Linked DNA regions of Homo sapiens: region 1 is linked to region 2. Evidence: read pairs that join two places in POLR2A ChIA-PET (ENCODE). Cell type or tissue: GM12878. All regions are shown on one strand. Each heading gives the region's core, and the rest is flanking DNA. Links, peaks and the distances in the headings are about the cores only. Region 1 overlaps AFG2A (AAA ATPase AFG2A). Region 2 overlaps AFG2A (AAA ATPase AFG2A).

Region 1 (2,808 bases), core at 114-2,613, 160 kb before region 2:
ATGGAAGTGAAGGCATCTCTTCCGCATCTCTTCCGCATAATGATTTCAATCCTTTTTTTTTTTTTTTTTTGAGACGGAGTCTCGCTCTGTCGCCCAGGCTGAAGTGCAGTGGTGCGATCTTGGCTCACTGCAAGCCCCGCCTCCTGGGTTCACGCCATTCTCCTGCCTCAGCCTCCCCGGTAGCTGGGACTACAGGCGCCCACCACCACGCCCGGCTAATTTTTTGTAGTTTTAGTAGAGACGGGGTTTCACCGTGTTAGCCAGGATGGTCTCGATCTCCTGACCTCATGATCCGCCCGCCTAGGCCTCCCAAAGTGCTGGGATTACAGGCGTGAGCCACTGCGCCCAGCCGATTTCAATCCTTTGTGTATACATTGCCAACCTAAATAGCAGGCAGAGAGGTTCTCCGAAGATAATGGGTTTGTTCGAGACTGCATAGAGGATTTGCAGTTCTGGGATATGCAGCCTATGGGGACCACAGGCATATCCAAAGAGGTTCAGGCAAGGGGATGCTTTTAAAGGTAAAGGAGAAAAGTAGTAGTTTATTTTGAAACAATGACAACATTGGTTACGGGGCTTATCACAGGAGCTGACACCAGTTCTTTAGTGGAAACTGTGTCAGGCAAGTGTTCTTGTGCATCTGGCTAGCTGTCCTTGTGACTCCTGTAACAATCTGCAGTTTAGAACGTTGTGGTTACAGGCATATGTGCCTAAGAGTCCTTCATACAGTGTCTGTTATAGTTCCTATCATAGGCGTGTGCGTGTGTGTGTGTGTGTGTGTGGCCTCCCTTTGTAAACTCCTAGCTTTATTTATATATATTTTTTGTTTGAGTTTGACACAGGTGACTTCATTTTGATTCTGATACCTTTTACAATACCCAGTAGTGGGATTGCTGAATCATATGGTCATTCTGTTTTTACTTCTTTGGGTAACCTAGACATTGTTTTCTTAAATGGCTATACTAATTTACAATATCACTTTATATTGTTTTCTTAAATGGCTTTACTAATTTACAGTGTCACTAACGGTGGATAAGGATTCCCTAGTTTTCACATCCTTGCCAAAACTTACTGTCTTTCATCTTTCTGATGGCCAGTCTGACAGATGTGAGGTGACATCTCATTGTGGTTTTAATTTGCATTTCTCATTATTAGAGATATTGAGCACTTGTATTTGTTGGACTTTTGTGTATCTTTTGAGAAATGTGTATTGAAGTTCTTTCCAGTTTTTAATAGGGTTATGTGTTCTCTTGATATTGAGTAGTTTGAGTTCCTTGTATATTTTAGATATTAGCTCTTTATTAGATGTATGATTTGCATATGTTTCTCCCAATCTGGGGTTTTTCTCTTCACTCTATTGTTTCTTTGGTGTGCAGAAGCTTTTTAGTTTAATGCAGTTCCATTGGTTTATTTTTGCTTTCATTGCCTGTGCTTTTGAGGTTATATCCAAGAAATCTCTGTCTGTGGAGCTTTTTCTCTTAGGTTTTCTTCTAGTAGTTTTATTTTCAGGTCTTCTGCTTAAGTCTTCAATTTATTTTGACTTGATTCATGTATAAGGGGTGAGAAAAGGGTCCATTTTTATTCTATATGTGGATATTCAGTTTGCTCGTCATCACTTATTGTAGAGACTGTCCTTTCCCCATTGTATGTTCTTGGCATCATCATCAAAAATCAATTGACTATAGACATGTGGATTTATTTCTGCTCTCTCTGTCCTATTCCATTCGTTGATGTGTCTGTTTTGATGCTAGGTATGGCTTTGCAGTATATTTTATAATCTGTTTGTGTGATGCTTCCAGCTTTGTTCTTTTTGGTCAAGATTATTTTGACTATTCTGGGCCTTTGTGATTCCATATGAATTTTAGGATTTTTTTTTTTTTTTTTGCAAAGGATCATAAGAAACTACTATGAACAATTATATGTCAACAAATCATGTAACCTAGAAAAATGGATAGAAACATTTAACATAACAAAACTGAATCAAGAGATTGGAAATCTGAACAGACCAATAATTAGTAAGGAGATTGACTCAGTAAGTAGAAGTCTGTCATCAGTGGAAAGCCCAGAACCACATGACTTTATGGCTGAATTCTACCACACGTTTAAAGAAGGGCTAATACTAATCCTCCTCAAACTCTTCTGAAAAATTGAAGAGGAGGGAATACCTCCAGACTCATTTTATGAGGCCAGAATCACCCTCTTACCAAAGCCAGACAAAGACATTACAAAACAAAACTATAGGCCAGTATTCCTGATGATCATTGATGTAAAAATTCTCAACAAAATACTAGCAAACCATAGTCAATAGTACATTATAAGGATCATTTACCAGTAGATCAAGTGGGATTTATTCCTGGAATGTAGATTGCTTCAACATAAGCAAATCAATAAATGTGACTTACCATATTAACAGAATGAAGGACAAAAACTACATGATCATTTCAATAGATGCAGAAAAAGCCTTTAACAACATTCAGCATCCTGTCATGATTAAAAATCTAACAAATTAGGTACAGAAGGAATGTTCCTCCACACAGTAGAGGCCATATATGGCAAGTCTGCAGCTAACAGCATACTCAATACTGAAGAGCTAAAGGCTTTTTTTCTAATATCATGAACAATACAAGATGCTTACCTATTCTCACCATTTCTTTTGAACATAGTTCTGGAAGTCCTAGCCAGAGCAATTAGACAAGAGAAAGAAATAAAAGGCATCCTAATAGGAAAGGATGAAGTGAAATTATCTTTGTTTGCTGACTACATGATCTTATACAGTTACACCTCTGTATCTGTGGGTTCTGCATCTTT
Region 2 (2,808 bases), core at 295-2,794:
GCTTGTCTGGGAAAGTTTCTCTCTCATTTATGAAAATTAGTTTTGCAGGATAGAAAATTCTTGGCTCCCCATGGGAGAAGCACCAGCTGTGTCTACAGTGATGGGCTGACAGTTATTCTGCTTTTGAGAAGATTAAAGATAGGACACCAATCTTTTCTGGCTTATAAGGTTTCTGCTGAGAAATCTCCTGTTACTCTGACAGGTTTTCCTTTATCTTTCCTTTCAAGTTATCTGATGCTTTTGTCTCACTACTCTTAGAATTCCTTCATTCACATTGACGTTAGATAGCCTGATGAATATATGCCTTGCTGATGTCCATTTTGCAATGAATCTCCTAGGAGTTCTTTGAGCTTCTTGTATTTGGATGTCTAAGTCTCTAGCAAGACCAGGGAAGTTTCCCTCAATTATTCTCTCAGATAGGTTTTCTGAATGATTTGCTTTTCTTTTCTCTCAGGAACACTTATGATTCTTAGGTTTGGACGTTTTATATAATCTCATATTTCTTGGAGACTTTGTTCATTTCTTTTAATTCTTGTTTCATTATCTTTTTCTGATTTGGTTGATTCAAAAGCATTCTCTTCAAGCTCTGACATCCTTTCTTCTACTTGATCTAGTCTGTTTTTAAAACTTTGCATTGCATTTTGTAATTCCCAAAATATGTCTTCATTTTTAGAAGTTCTGGTTTTTCTTCAAAATATGTCTCTTTAGAAAACTTTCCATTCATATTCTAAATTGTTATTGTGATTTCTTTATGTTGGTTTTCAATTTTCTCTTGGATCTCATCGAGCAACTTAATAGTCAGCATTTTGAATTTTTTTATCTGGCATTTCAAAGATTTTGTTTTGGTTTGGATCTATTGCTGGGAGGTTAGTGAGATCTTTGGAGGGTGTTGTAGAACTGTGCTTTTTATATTGCAGAATTATTTTTCTGGTTCCTTATCATTTGGGTAGACTACTTTTTCTTACTATTTTTGAATTTATTTTTTATTCTACTGGGTTAAAAAAAATTCCCCTTGAGAATGTGACTTTAATGTTTGCGGTATAGTCACCTAGCTTAGGCTCTGAGTGCTTTCAGTGGCAAAGACTTTCCAAGTTCCTTGGTTATAAAACATCTTTGCACAGTGGCTTTCTCATATGCTGGTTGTAGTACCAGTGTGCTGGGTGTGTGAACAGGTTCACTGTCTCGTGGGGCTGGAATGGCAGAGGTCCCATGAAGCTTACATCATTCTCCGGTGGTGTGTACTTTTCAGTTTTTTTCCCATAATATTTTTCACTGAGTTGAACAGTTCAGCTTTTGGGCCAGTAGGAGGTACCCACAGGTAAAAACAGCTGCAGCTTAAGCAGATGGATATATGCAATACCCCAGTGGTGGACAGAAGTCCCAGCCTTGACAGAAGCAACTGGGGGAGCTCTCCTTGAAAGGCACTGAGGTCTTTGCAGGAGAAAGGGAGGGAGCCACCTCAGCTCCTCTTCCAGACCAGCACGAAAGCAATCTGCCTCCCTGTCACACTCATGTCGCAATGTTCTGGATATTCAGATCAGACGAGGCACTTCTGTGGATCTGCAGAAATGCTGACATTCATGTAGAGAGGGATTGTGAACCTACCCCAAAGTGCTCCAGAAAGGCCATCCATAGGTGCACCCAAGCCAAGCTCCTGTGGAGGAGTCCCAGCCACGTCTGCAGTGATAGGCAAAGGGTAGAAGTCCCCTTCTCCAGGTCCCTTCACGAGCACTGGGGCTGCCCAACTGCTGGGGTAGAATGACAGTCTTTCTACCACTTAGCCCAGCACTGCATCTGTGCCTCTGCTGAAAGAAACTTCCCACAAGCAGAAAGTTCTAGGACTCAAAGGCTGCACTCTAATTAATTTTGTCCCACAGGGTGCTCCCTTGATATGGTACCCTTTCCCTTCCCCTAGGAGTGACAGTCCCTTAGGGCAAGACTACTGTAAATACTGCTGCTTCTCTAGGTATAGCCACCCTGTGGGGGCTGCCACAATCCAGGCTGGTGCTGGGGAATGTCTACAAGGGATCCAGTGATGTGAAGATACAAGGGTTGAAGGATCCTGAGCAGAACAAAGTCCCACAACCTATGTGCACGAATATGGCAGCCGCTACTACAGCTCAGGCCTAGGGCAAGAGGGAAGGGACACTATGCAGACAAGGCAGTGCCCTCAAGAAGTCCCCAAATCGCAATCCACTCCTGTACTTGTGCTTACAAGGGCAGAGACACTCTGCCTGAGTTCAGATGCCAGCAGTCTGCCACAAGACCTAGAGATGCTGAGAGCACTCCCACCTACCCTTTCCAAAGATTACTGAGCCTCTGGGGGTTTGACCTCTGCCAGCTTCTTGTAAAATAAAGCACACTTTATTTTGTGGCTGTATCATAGATTCTCCCAGTGAACTCTGTGATAGGCTCTAGCACTCTCCCCTTAACACTCCATTTGGGCTATGATTATTCACCTATAACTTTGGTTCTTCCTTCTGAGGAGAATTGGTCACCCGTGTCTCTTATCAGCAAGCTGGAGAAGTTTTCTGATGCCACAGGCTGTGGACAGGTCTGCAGGATGTGCAGTGGCTTGGGCTCTGCTCTTAGCTTCAGAGGGGAGTGATGTTGCGTGGAGCTGAACTGAACTTCCTCTGGTCTCCCAAAAGCAAGTGCAAGCACCAGCTCTGATGAGGGTGGCAGGGGAGCGACATAAACTCTGTAAGATTTCTTTGGTTTTAAATAGCCCTAGTGTGGCTCAGTGAGTGAGAACTCACTGAATATAGTTCTCAGATGCCAGCTATGGAAGTAATGTGCTGGGCACAT

What was found. Peaks named below come from ENCODE experiments on the same cell type or tissue, not always from the same donor. Only the 100,000 strongest peaks of a DNase experiment are listed, where the experiment ranks them.
Region 1: POLR2A ChIA-PET joins it to region 2 with 5 read pairs; 2 of 35 experiments call an interaction of 5 or more read pairs at or near these places.

Annotation. Positions count from the first base shown.
Region 1 is chr4:123,132,729-123,135,536 of GRCh38, forward strand. The region is part of intron 14 of AFG2A (AAA ATPase AFG2A); the gene reads left to right. Among named protein-coding and RNA genes, the nearest start is that of AFG2A, 210 kb to the left of the region's middle. In GM12878, for the core only: no CTCF peak of the experiment used is centred there; a DNase peak (open chromatin) is centred at 1,100.
Region 2 is chr4:123,291,540-123,294,347 of GRCh38, forward strand. The region is part of intron 15 of AFG2A (AAA ATPase AFG2A); the gene reads left to right. Among named protein-coding and RNA genes, the nearest start is that of SPRY1, 100 kb to the right of the region's middle. In GM12878, for the core only: no CTCF peak of the experiment used is centred there; no DNase peak of the experiment used is centred there.